2 separate regions of the Mus musculus genome follow, and region 2 is linked to region 1. A link is a loop called in an ENCODE intact Hi-C map of the cell type or tissue named here. Cell type or tissue: gastrocnemius. All regions are shown on one strand. Each heading gives the region's core, and the rest is flanking DNA. Links, peaks and the distances in the headings are about the cores only.

What was found. A loop is a pair of places that touch in the nucleus more often than their neighbours do. Peaks named below come from ENCODE experiments on the same cell type or tissue, not always from the same donor. Only the 100,000 strongest peaks of a DNase experiment are listed, where the experiment ranks them.
Region 2: it touches region 1 in a loop (5-fold over the local background); 2 of 42 quality-filtered maps call a loop at or near these places.

Annotation. Positions count from the first base shown.
Region 1 is chr2:12,086,870-12,093,199 of GRCm38, forward strand. No RefSeq gene overlaps it. Among named protein-coding and RNA genes, the nearest start is that of Gm34768, 190 kb to the left of the region's middle. In gastrocnemius, for the core only: no CTCF peak of the experiment used is centred there; a DNase peak (open chromatin) is centred at 2,934.
Region 2 is chr2:12,294,391-12,300,720 of GRCm38, forward strand. All of the region lies in intron 2 of Itga8 (integrin alpha 8), which reads right to left. Among named protein-coding and RNA genes, the nearest start is that of E030013I19Rik, 3.7 kb to the right of the region's middle. In gastrocnemius, for the core only: no CTCF peak of the experiment used is centred there; a DNase peak (open chromatin) is centred at 3,066.

The sequences.
Region 1 (6,330 bases), core at 1,604-4,103:
TCCATTTAATATAACACTAGTTACATAATTGTCATATGAAGCCTTTATTATGTTGGAATATATTCCTTCTATTAATTTTTTTCAGGGCTATTACCATGAAGGAATAGTGAGCATACTCAAAACCCCTATGAGATGTATTCACATGGGACATGACTATCTTTAAGTCTGTTCATGTAGTGTCTTATAGCTATTGATTTGCACACAGGACAAGCTTGCATGCCTGGAAGGAAACCGACTTGTTCTTGCTGTGTGCTCAGCCCAGTGTGCTTTTGTATCAAGTTTGTTAGAATTTTATTGACAATTTTATGCCCACCAAGGAACCTGGCCCAGTTTATTTTTGCGGGGTTGTGTTCCTATGTAGTTTTGGTATCAAAGTGATTCTGGCTTCAAGGGATGAGTTTGGTATTTTTCATCTGCCTACTATCTTCTTAGAGCTGTTTGTGGAACACTGATGTTAAAGAAGAGCTGACTCTACTTTAAAAGCTTAGTAGACTTTGGCAGTGAGTCCTTTAAATCCCAGTCTTGTCTTTGCTGGGAAACTTTATTACTTCTTCAATGCTATGGATTGTTATGGAAATGCTTAAGTTGTTTATACTCGATTTAATCTTGGCAGGCTGGATATGTCTAAGAATTTATCTATTTCTTATAGTTTTCCAGCCTTTCTGGTATATATTTCAAAGTATTCCCTAATGATACTCTATATTTCATTGGGATATGGAGGAACCTCGCTAATCTTATTACTTTGGGTTTCCTTTCTCTTTTCTTTAGTTTAGCTATGGATTTGTCAGTTTTGTTTAGGATTTCAAAGAATTAACTCTTTGATTTTCCCTATGTATTATGCTTATAGTTTCTGTTTCATTAATTTATTCCCTAATTTTTATTGGTCCTTTCCGTCTGTAAGTTTCAGGTATAGGCAGTTCTTGTTATCCTAACTCCAGGAAGTGTATTATTTGTTTGAGGTCTTTTTTTAATGTAAGCATTTGTAGCCTTAAACTTTCATTTTAGAAATACTGTAGCTATATTCTTTTTGTTGTTGTTGCTTTTTTATCTATATCTCTATATCTATCTAGCAATCAATTATCTATCAATCAATCAACCAGTTATCTATCTATCTATCTATCTATCTATCTATCTATCTATCTATCTATCTATCTACCTATCCATCTATCTATCCATCACAGGGTTTCTCTGTGCAGCCCTGGTTTTTCTGGAGCTCAATCTATAAGCCAAGCTGACCTCAAACTCACAGAGACCCACCCACCTCTGTTTCTTGAGTGTTGAGATTAAAGGTATGTGCCACCACCCTCTGGCAATGCTGTGATAGTCTTGAGTTTCTGGTAAGTTGTTTTAATTTTCATCTGACTCTAGGAACTAAAAAAAAAAAAAAAATCTCCTCCCTTATTCCTTCAGGGATTCATCTGTCATTCAAGACTGCATCATTCAGCGTTTGTGTAGTTGTACAGTTATTGCAATTTTCTTGTTATTCAATTTATTATACTGAGAACTGATAAGGTATAAGAAATAGTTATTATGTTGACTCTTTACCATTTGGCAAGACTTCACTTGTGCCTTAGAATGTTATCTGTCTTACAAAAGGCCCCATACTCAGCTAAGAAAATGCATACTTGGTATCTTGGGTGGAATAACCTGATACTGTTAAGTCCATTTGATCTATGCTATGGTTTTGTTCTGGAGTTTCTTTGTTAATTTTTCATTTGGATGTCCTGATGAAGTCATTCTTTATCATTGCATAAAGATCTATCTAACCATCCATGCCCATTGCTGTTTCATGAGACAGAGAGCCCCAATTATTTAGTGCATATATATTTATTATATATTCGTGGTGAATTGTGCCATTTATTGCTAGGTAGTGACGTTATATATTCTTTCCCCCTATTTTGGTTTGAAATGAACATTATCAGATTTCAGAATAGCTAGGCCAGCTCGTTTGGGGCTTCAATTTGCTTAACGGTTTGTCTTACATCCTTTGGCTCTTCAGACTGTGAGTGTCTTCAGTACTGAGGCATGTTTCTTGGAGACAAAAGGCTGGGATTCCTTATTAGTGAACAGAGTCCACTTACATTTAAGGTCACCATTGGAAGATAATTACTAATTTCTGTAAATTTTATTGGTGCTTTTTCTGGTTGGATTATTATTTATCATAGCTCTCTTATTAGTATTAGAGGTTTACTGGTTGACTGTTGGCCATGATAGATTACTTCCTAGCTCTTTCTTGATCACCTATTTCCTTCATGAAGTTTATTCTTTGTTCTCATCCTTGAGATGGTCGTCCTCTTCTATGTAGAAATTCCTTTAAGCGTCTTCTGAGATGTTTGCTTCGCGGTTATGAATTCTCTTAATTTGCTCTTCTCTAGAACCATCACTCTTTTCTTTGTTATTTCTAAAGTTAGCATTGCTGAATGTAATGATCTTGCTGGCAGTTACTTATTAGGGCTGAAACGTGTCATTATTATTCTTTTATTTTTTAAACATTTTCTTCATGTTTTGTGAATGTCACATCATGCACCCCAATTCCAACTTCTCTCTCCATTTCTTTGTGTCCCCTTTGCAACCTCTTCCCACAAAGGAAAATAAAAAATAAGTACATAAACAAAACAAGACAAAATAGCATGTCATAGAAGCTGTAATGTGTCGCAGAATATCTTTTTGTCCATACTTCTTTGCTTGCAAATGTTCATTTTAGTGAGTAATTCATCTGGTTCGAAGCCTCTGGCTCCTGCTCCACCATCAGTACTGGGTCCTCACTGGAACTCCCATCAGACATCCCGTTGCTGGTCTGTATCATGGAGATCCTGCAGCATTGCATCTGCAGGACTTGATGCTTCAGGAGTTCCAGTGGTTCATTGATGGGGTAGATGTTGGGGTGGACCAACTCAAAGCCCTGGATCTGAGCCTGGGCACTAGCTGAGTTGGCTATCCAGCTGGCTTTCCTGCACCCACACCATTAGGGCGAGCTCTCCAGCACTGCCCTTGGCTAGCTCACCCAGTGCCACAGCTGACAAGGGTGGGGCCAGACCTCCTGCTTTCATACCCTCGGACAACTCACCCACACCCACACCCATGCCACCTGGGTCAGCTCTACTGTGCTGCCCAGGACATCATCCTTACTCTCACTTTTATTTGTTTTGGATTTAAGGTTATGAATGAGAGATTAGACATGTGTAGCTTTCTGAGTTGGCATTTCCCCCTTATACCTTCAAAAAAATTTTTTTTGTTTTTTCCTTTTTTTAAAAAAATAATGTACTAATTTGTCCTCTGAAGTATAGTATGTCATGGATATGTTCTGCTCTCATCCCTGTTTGGAACTGTAAATGTCTTTATGTTTGGATGCCCATTTCTGGAGATTTTGAAAAGTGCTTGTTGTAATTTTATTGAACAGACTGTCTATTCCTTTGTGTTTACCTCAGCTCTTCTTCCTGCCCATGGAATTTTAGGCATGGCCTCTTGATTGGATCTCAGAATTCTTGTGTTCTGTGGTTGTATTTGCTTATTTTTCCCTTAACATTGTTTGATTTTAGTATTTTACTGACTTCGTCCTCTAGCTTGATGGTTTATTGCTGATATTTTCCACTGTGAGTTCTCTTTGACTCATTTCCAACCTTTCTATTTTTCTAAAAAAGAGAAATCTGAAAGACTCTGCTGGAGTTTTGTCCCCCATGCTTCTGAGTATGCTCTTCAGAGTTCTGATTTTCTCATCCGTTCTGCCGGCTTTTTCTTGGTTGGCACTGACTTTCCTCTATAGATCCAGGGTTGAATTAGTCTACGTGGTTTAGTCTCTTTCAGGTTTTGCTTGTCTTTACTAGTAAATCTTTGAAGTCTTTATCAGACACTTTACCTCATTCAGTGTCTTTGGGCTCAGTAGCTAAGGAATTATAAACAGGGATACTGGTTTGCTTTTTTACATATCACAAATAAATGTAGAACACTACAGAGGGGACCCTTGAAGGGAGTACATTTAACTCTATCTGTGGGTCAGATGTAGATATATTCCATAAAACGTGGGTCAAAAGTATTTGAAAAGAATGTGTTGTTCTAACAACCTTTCCATCATTCCCTATGTAATATAATAACTATTTGCATCACCTGTGATTATTTTGAGTATTACAAGTATTCTAGAGATGACTTATAGTGTAGCCTGGGTACAAGTTATATGCACACATTGTGCTCCTTTATATACGGAAGCTGCACACCCATCTGTAGATCTCAGTATTGAGGAGCCAGCTCTGCAAGGACTTCATGGGAGAAGTGTACTTCTCACCGAGTGGGAGGACTTTCTGCCCAGCTTTCAGAATTCAAAGGGCTTGCTCATGCCCTGAGGAAATGCCTCAGGGAAGGCTGCCTGTGAGTTGACTCAGGAACTCACTTGTGAACTGCTTCTTGGAACCTAACTTATTTTGTAAGCAAAAGAACTTTTCAAAAGTATTCCTTCTCATCAACTTTAATGAAGGGTTTTGAACATTTTGGTAATTTTTTTCTTCTTTAAGCAACTTAGGGCAGTGAGATACAAAGTAGCTCACATTTTAACATAAGTGAGCCATTCTTTTCCATGTCATAATGATCTTCTATGCCAGAATCACTCTTCCCTTAACCTAATGATGCAGGTTGGCAGACAAGAGAGGTTAGAGCAAGGGTGGGTTACTCTCTGATAACTCTAGCAGGTGTGTGGGCATCATTAGCAGGATTCTTAAGCCCATTTAGTCTTCAGTCCACAGTGACTCCAATGCAGAAGCAGAGCAGGAACGGATATATGAAGACATCAAGGTTTCCAAGCCATCTAAAAGAGGTACTCTAGGGAGCATGGGAGATGCTCTGTGGGTAAAGAGCTTGCTGCACAAGTGTGAAGACCTGATTCTGAATCCCAAGAACTCTTGTAAACTTGTGTGTGGTAAATGACAGTAATTCCAGTGTTCTTACAGTGAGACAGGAGGTGGCTACAGGAGACTTTCCTGAAACTTGTGCCAGTTAGCCTGGTATATGTAGTGGTCAACAACAAATCTTTTGTCAAATAAGGTGAAAGATAAGGAACTACACCTAAATAGTCCCCTGGCTTTCATGAATATGTCATTCACATATGTGTCTGCATTCACATACAGGAATATGTGTGTGCATATACACATGAACATGTGCATGCATGCACATGTATACACAGAGATACATACACACTCAGGACACTCTGTGTGTGACTCTTATTGAGAACTCTAATTGTGCCAAATAATTAATCGCTAAACAAAATTTAAAGTTTCCCCAAGCCCTCTCAATTGTACTTAATAGCTTCTTCCTGGTCAATATATCCAGGGCAAAAGCAGGTTAACAACATAAATAAACCACTAGATTTTCTCTACGAAAATACACTTATTTTTTTTCCTTTCCTAATAAACTTAAAACATTAAGAAACACAGGCATTTGTAAGCCCAAGCAAGATGGCTGCAGGAGAGAAACAGCCACAAGCTTAACTGTCTCCAGATGTAAACCCTCGCTCCGTCTCCCTCCCCATTTTTGTCTGGAGTGAAACTCCGATGGTAGACTGTTTTCTCATGTGTACTTAAAAGTGAGAGACACAGATTTGCAACTTCAGTGGTAAACACTTGCCTGAGTGTGCTCTGTCTCCAGCTTCCGTGGATCTATGCTAAAGCCCAGGGGAATAAGAAAGTAGATTTCTTAACAGCGATAGGTCAAAGGTATAGACTTTTAAACCTTATGATTAGTGTCATTTAAAGTATCTCTTTAGTTCTAACCTTAAAAGGACAATTTTCTTGTAATGACTCACTGGCTGCTCATATTAAGAATGAAAGGGAGACAGACAAATAGACAGCCTAGTTACATGACAGAATAAGATCATGGTATGCAAGGGCTTCATTCCAGTGTTAATAATCGGCTGACTTTTGAAACAGAAGCCAAACAGCACATATATTATTAAGTGTGAGACTCCTTACATCCTGTACAGTAACTCACATGAAGAAATGTTCAGTAAACATATTTAAATGCACATACATATGTATGGTATATACACAGATATGTGTGGAAGCTTTATTGTATTTAAATCATGACATGTATAAAAGGGGGGATTTTTATTTTCATTTTCTCTAAAGGAGCCCCCCCCCCGAGCTTAGTGAGTGTTTTGTGTGATTATCTTAAAACTATGTGAATAAATGAGTAGGTGGGGCTGAGTAGAAATCTCTTTCATGCTTCTAGGTTATCACAAACTCTTTCTGCCATTGAGCAGCTTTCATAACATTCTCAGTGAGATGCCTGCCACTCTAAATCAGTGGCTTTTAACCTTCCTAATGCTTTCTAATACAGTTCCTCATG
Region 2 (6,330 bases), core at 1,947-4,446, 210 kb after region 1:
TTTTGTTGTGGGAAGTCTGAGCCAATGGAGATTCCATTAGGAATGCAGGGTGGGTGTCTCTATGAGGCCAGCCATCAGGGAATTTTCATGGGAAAAGTAGAGGGTTAGCTGAATGACTCTTGATCAGGCAAAATTAGCATATGGCTAGTACCACTTCTGCATATGCATTTATATACATATTGCTTTCCGTATGTGTGTATATATTTCCGTAAATATGTATTCATCTGTATATGTTTATGAGTAGTACAACTTCATTCATTCATTCATTCATTCATTCATTTGGTGATGGAAATCAAACTCAGGGCATCATCCCTGTTTTAAAAAAAAATCCCTTGCCAATCATACATATCCCTAGTCCCATTATTCCCCACCCTCTCTATCCTTATCCTCATCCATTTGCTGAGCTAGGGATTAGCGATTGATCCTAGCGCTTCCTTCACATTGGGCAAGCATTCTGCCTCTATGTTTTATCTCCACCTGCTTGTCTTTTTCATTTTGAAGCTGGTCTCACTCAGTGGTCCAGGCTGGAATTGGACATACTCTATAACCCATGGAGGCCCTGAATTGTCCATAATCTGACCTCAGGCTTCCATGCAGTAGGGATTACACATGTACCAGCACTCTTGGCTCCATTGTGGACCTTTTAAAGGAGAAGGTCATTGTTGTCTCCCCTCTGTCTTCTTCCTTTCAATTGAGCTCCCTGAAGTACAGCCTTCTGCTCTCCCTGAGTCCTGCCACATCCAAGGTCTTCCTTCCATCATTTGCTTGAGTAGCTCTGACCTATATCTTCCTTTCTCTGCTCCTGAACAAAGCATGATCTACCCATCACCACCAGGGATTGGTGGAGGGAGGGAGGGAGGGGGAGGCTGGAAAAGCAAGGCTTTGTCACCAACAAGTTTCCCACCTTTCGCATAAGGAAACCGGCACATCCCACACTATCACAGAGCAAGCCAGTCCTGGTGTACGGCAGCCAGATGCTGAGAACTGTTCATGCTGTGGGCTGAGGCAACACGAAGGAGACAGCTCCCACGAAACGAGGAATTCCATTTTCCAAGTCAATCCCAGCAAGTCTTGCCATTCTGAGATTTTGAAAGGCCCTAACCAGATTACCTAAGAGTTTCTGTTTTTCTCCCCTCTCTTTCCCACAAAAATACTACATTCAGGCAAATTCTAGTAGTCTTTCTCAGTTGGTTTCTCCCAGGAGCATCTCCCACCTCTTCCTGTGCCTAGTTCACATGGGTCTCTGACTATGAGTGAACCCCATTTAACTTCCTCTGTCCTTAACTGCTGTTGTGACCATCGTTACTAGCACCTGCCTTTAGGTTTCCTCTCCAAGTCTGTCACTTGGGAATAAAACCTGTCAAATATTTTCTGGGTGGTGCTTGGTTGCAGCACTCCACCATTTACCATCTCATGACCCATAGCGGAAAACATCAATTTCATTCCCCCATCCTTGACCAGGAGGATTCTGGCAATCCTGATGGCATCTACACATCTCTGGGGAAAAAGAAGAAATGATCCTTGGAACTTCACATGCACGAGGCAGATGTGAGCTTCTGAACTTTGTGCGACAGGGGCACAGTGCAGAGACAAAAGGGAAAGAAATCGATTCATCAAATAGAAGGGATTCCATCCCATTGAAGTACGGGGGTAAAACAGAGGGGGAGAGAGACTTTTTTGGGACTACTTGGTTTTGTACAGAGCAGGGAAATTATCTACTCTTTGCACCTCCCCCATCACCATATGCTTCTTTTAAAACCCCCTCCTTCTGGACTTGAAAGGACCAGAATTTGATGGTATTCATGCGTTTGAAGTCCTGGGCTATTGGAAACTTCCTCTAGTTTTGTATTTATCACACAATATAGTGAGAAATGAAATCCAAGCTGATTAATAAAGTAGAAATAAGTGATGATCAGTTAGCAAAAAGAATTAAGTTAAGCAGGTAACTTTTAAAAGGGGGTGGTTAGTCTTAAATAAATTGAGATAGGTTCTGGGACTAAGTTACTTGGGTTCTTCAGTATCCAATGAAGGACAGTAAGTGGGTTACACCAGCAAAACACTGAATGGTAGACATCCCAGGGCTGGGACATGTTGAAACAACTTCCTTAAAAAACAAGTCAAATTTTCTCAGTATCTTGCCTTGAGATATAATGAGAAAAGCAGACAGAGTGTAAGACATGGATAGAGGGCAGTGTTACAGGGGAATACCAGAAAATATATGGCAACATAGTACACATGTATCCCTGACACTTTATACCCTGTTTCATGAACGCCACCTTGCTTCTGTCGCAGCCTCTATTTTCTCAAGAAAAGCCATTGTCTTCCCTTTTTCCAGGAAAATTCAGGCGGTAACTCATTGGGGACCCTGAACAAAGAGTCAGTGGGAACTTACAGAAACCAGAGACATTACAACCCATAATTTCCACCAAGAACAAGCCTCTCCTAACTGTCTGGTTTCTCCGAGCCCCTCGTGAAAATTGCTTCTTAGTTTAGGCTCTTGACATTGGGATTTTCAGATCCAACTGTGGTGGGCAGGTGATGTGGAACAGGGGAAAGGGACGGAAGGTGTGCAGTGAGTGGCTCTTGGGCTCCACAGACCCATTCGAGATCCTGAGCCCTGAACTGGCACTCCAAGAAGACCAGCTTTCTCCAGTTTCTTGGGGGAATTCAGAAAGCAGCCCATATCTGCATCGTACGGTCTTGGTCATACCTTTGAGGTCAGTTTCTTGACTCATAGGATGTGTTTTGCGTAGTTGTTTCGTGTGATTGGGAATGATGAACATCGGTCATGTTTATGCATCTACAGTGCTGACTGTGAGTCCGAGTGCTGGTGATGCCCATTGTCACCATTCAGCCTGGGTTCTAGCATTTCCCTCTGTTCACAAAGTCAGTGCTCAACTAGAAAGCAGCTCGGCCAGCTCTTACAGCCCCATCTTCGCCGTCACAGCTTTGTATAAATTACAGCTACTGTCTATTCTCCTCTCCTGGGTCATGTGGACAGAATAACTGGACAGACGGGGTGAGCATCAGCCCCTACTAAGCAGCATACACCTGCACCCCAGGCTTCTGGCTTGCACCCATGTCTCCCCTATATTTTCTAAAGGAAAAATGTTTCTGGACTCACAGTACCCCCTCTTGGCTGACACAGGGATTTTTTTTCTTTCCCAGAGATTTCTATCTTCTTTTTCAGTGAGATGGCTCTCTATTGTAGGTCACTGAAGTATTACTTCCAGCTCGAAGCCTTCATTTCTCTGAAACTCTGTGCAGCCTTTCCTACCTCACTGCTTTTGAAAGAATAATCACAATGTTCTTGGAGCTGAGGAGATGGCTTGGTCAAGAAAGTGCTTGCTGTATAAGTATGAAGGCCTGAAAGGAGGCTCCCCGAGGCTCCCTGGCTAGGGAGGGGAGTCAAAAGTTGGGGCTCAGTGTTCAGTGAGAAATGCTAACTCAAATATGTGGAGGTGGGGAGAGAGTGAAGAAGTTACTCAGAATCAGCCTCTGGTCTCCAGACATACACACCTCCACAAGCGTGTGCGCGCGCGTACACACACACACCAAGAAAGAGAGGGAGAGACAGACAGACAGACAGACAGACAGACACACATGCACATTTACACACAAAGAGAGAGGGAGGGGGTGACAGAGAAAGAGAGAGAGAGAGAGAGAGAGAGAGAGAGAGTTAAAAAAGTACTAAAGTACTAAAGTACTAAAGCTATAACTGTTGAACAGTTGGATGCACCTCTATCAAGAGAAAACTAGACATCTAGAGACTGGGGGTGTAGCTCAATAGCACAGCATTTGCCTAATATGTGCAAAGTGCAGGATTTGATTACTACCCCTTACACACACACACACACACACACACACACACACACACACCAAATCAGAAATCCTGTTTACATTTATAAAACATAAGTTCAATGCCTGAGTGCTGAGACATGCTGCTGCTATGTTCTTCTACAAAGAAAAGTAAAAATGGACTTTTCTTGATAGTATTTTTCTACTTAGGTAATTGCCAAAATTGCCCTAGCTTGTCCCTTTTTCTTCTGTTGCAAATATGAGTTCAACTACAGTATGGGCTAAGTGTATTCCTGTGGACCATTCTGGAAATCCTAACACAATCTTTCGGCAATAGTTTGCTAAAGAAAAGTGAACTCAGAGCCCTCAAACAATTGCTTTAGAGCAAATGTTGGAAAATATTAACTACTGTAATTTAAATGGAAAGTGGCTGGAGAAGCCAATTTTAAAGCCAGTTTAATACCTGGATTCTATGGCTTTTATCTTCTGAATCATGGCATCAGCTGAAGTTAGCCCTTAAAAAGACGTTCATCTGGGCAGAGAGATGAATATCTGGACAGATATCAATTCTTCTTTTAGAATGTTAAAAGAAAATGCTAACTACATGCTGATTTCATGTACTCTAGAATGTGCTAGAAAGTTATTAAATTCATTTGTATAACTAGCCAGTGCTACTTGATGAAAAAAAAAAAACCCAACCATTTCATCATTTAAATGCTTCCTTTCTTGAATGTAAATTAAAATAGTACAATACCTTGTATCTTTCTGTTTCAAGGTTTGGATTTAAATTACCTTTGAAAAAGATAGATTAGTGGCTGGAGGGAGGGCTACGTACTTGCGATACCTTGCTATTCTTCCAAAGGATGGGAGTTCAGTTCCCAGCCCCTACATCATGTGATCCAACACATGCTTCTTGCTTCCATGGACACCATACATATGTACCAAACATAAGCGGATGCACACAGAGATAAATACAAATAAAGCTTACAAGACTTATTTGCTCGGATAATTAAAGTGGTATTGATTTCATGCTTATATGATCAAACCTTAGATGCAGTCTTGGTGTGTGCTTGTGTGCGTGGTATATGGATGTGTGCACACATGTGTGCAGATGTGCTTGCCCAAGTAGCATCTGTGGAAGCCAGAGTTTGAGGCTATATTCTTCCTGATCACTATTGCCTTATTGTTTGAAGCGGGGCCACTCATCGAACCTAAAGATCACTGTTGTTTTAGCTAAGATCAGGTGACTAGAAAGTGCCTTAAAGGCTCTTGTCTACCAGTCCCCCTGTGCTGAGGTCACAAGCACACGCCGTGGCCTAGCTTTGACATGGAACTGTGGATTGTAGCCAGCTCTTTCCCCACTGAGCACCCCCCTGCACCACCACCACCACCACCACCACCCCCGTCCCAGGAACTTATTCTGATGTAGAGATCAGTAAGGATCAAAACGCCACTGTTTTATTCACAAACGATTTAAAAGTTCCAGTTGCTAAATGTGAATGTAAATAAAGTAAAGCCTTATAAATCTGTTTTCAAATAACTGAACCATTAATAAAATAACAAACAAGATAGTATGACAATGGATGGGCATGGAAATATAAATTCAAAATGTTTTTTATGAAATGTTTTTCTAATTGGGTCATAATTCAAGGTAAAGATTGCATAATTTTTCTTCAAAATGATTTCCATATTGATAGTCCCTCTCAACAGAAATGACACAGATTAACGTCATGGGTACATACCACCCAATCAATTTTTTCAAAATTCTGTGAAAATGCACATTTACATAAATCCTAGATGCATAAGTTAGATAACCACAGGACCACAGGGAAAGTAAGAACAATGTCCTAAAGTATGACGTGTACAAGGAATCTTAATTTATTGCCCATCACGCCGTCATTTGACCTGACATATTTGCATCTTTGAAAAAAAAGAGGGTATTCTCTAATAATATATGTTATTTGAATGCTAACATTTGGGTGCTACAAGCTAAAACACCGAGTGATGGTGTTTTCAAAACACCCCTTTTAAATTATTTTCTTAGGATCCAAGTTAAAAACAGCAGATGAAATGGTATTTTCCCTTTAATTAAATAAGAAACATCTGTCTGGGGGATTTTTGGAAATGAATATAATCCATCCACACTCTGCCTGTAGTATTTTGCATCTAATGTCCAGTATTTTGAAAGAAAATTCTTTCTGTAAAGAATTAGAATGTCAAGCACCCCAGGTTGCAGTCTGGATCTACTACAGGGCAAGTCTCACCTCCGGACTTGGGAACTAGAGAATTACAAATACTCCAAGCGAGTCCTTTATCAGTCTCCACCTCTATATTTGAGGACCAACCCGATTCTCTATAGTGTAGGTTATTTTGTAACTCTGGCCGGCCTCGAACTCACAGACACCAGCCTGCCTCTGCCAACCAAGTATTAAGCCTGTGCTCCCCTCCCCTCACAGCTGTGGGTTTCTACTGGTCCCAAGCACCTCCTCCCCTAGTGTTCACCTCTGAACAGTAGGGAAACGGATGTTACCA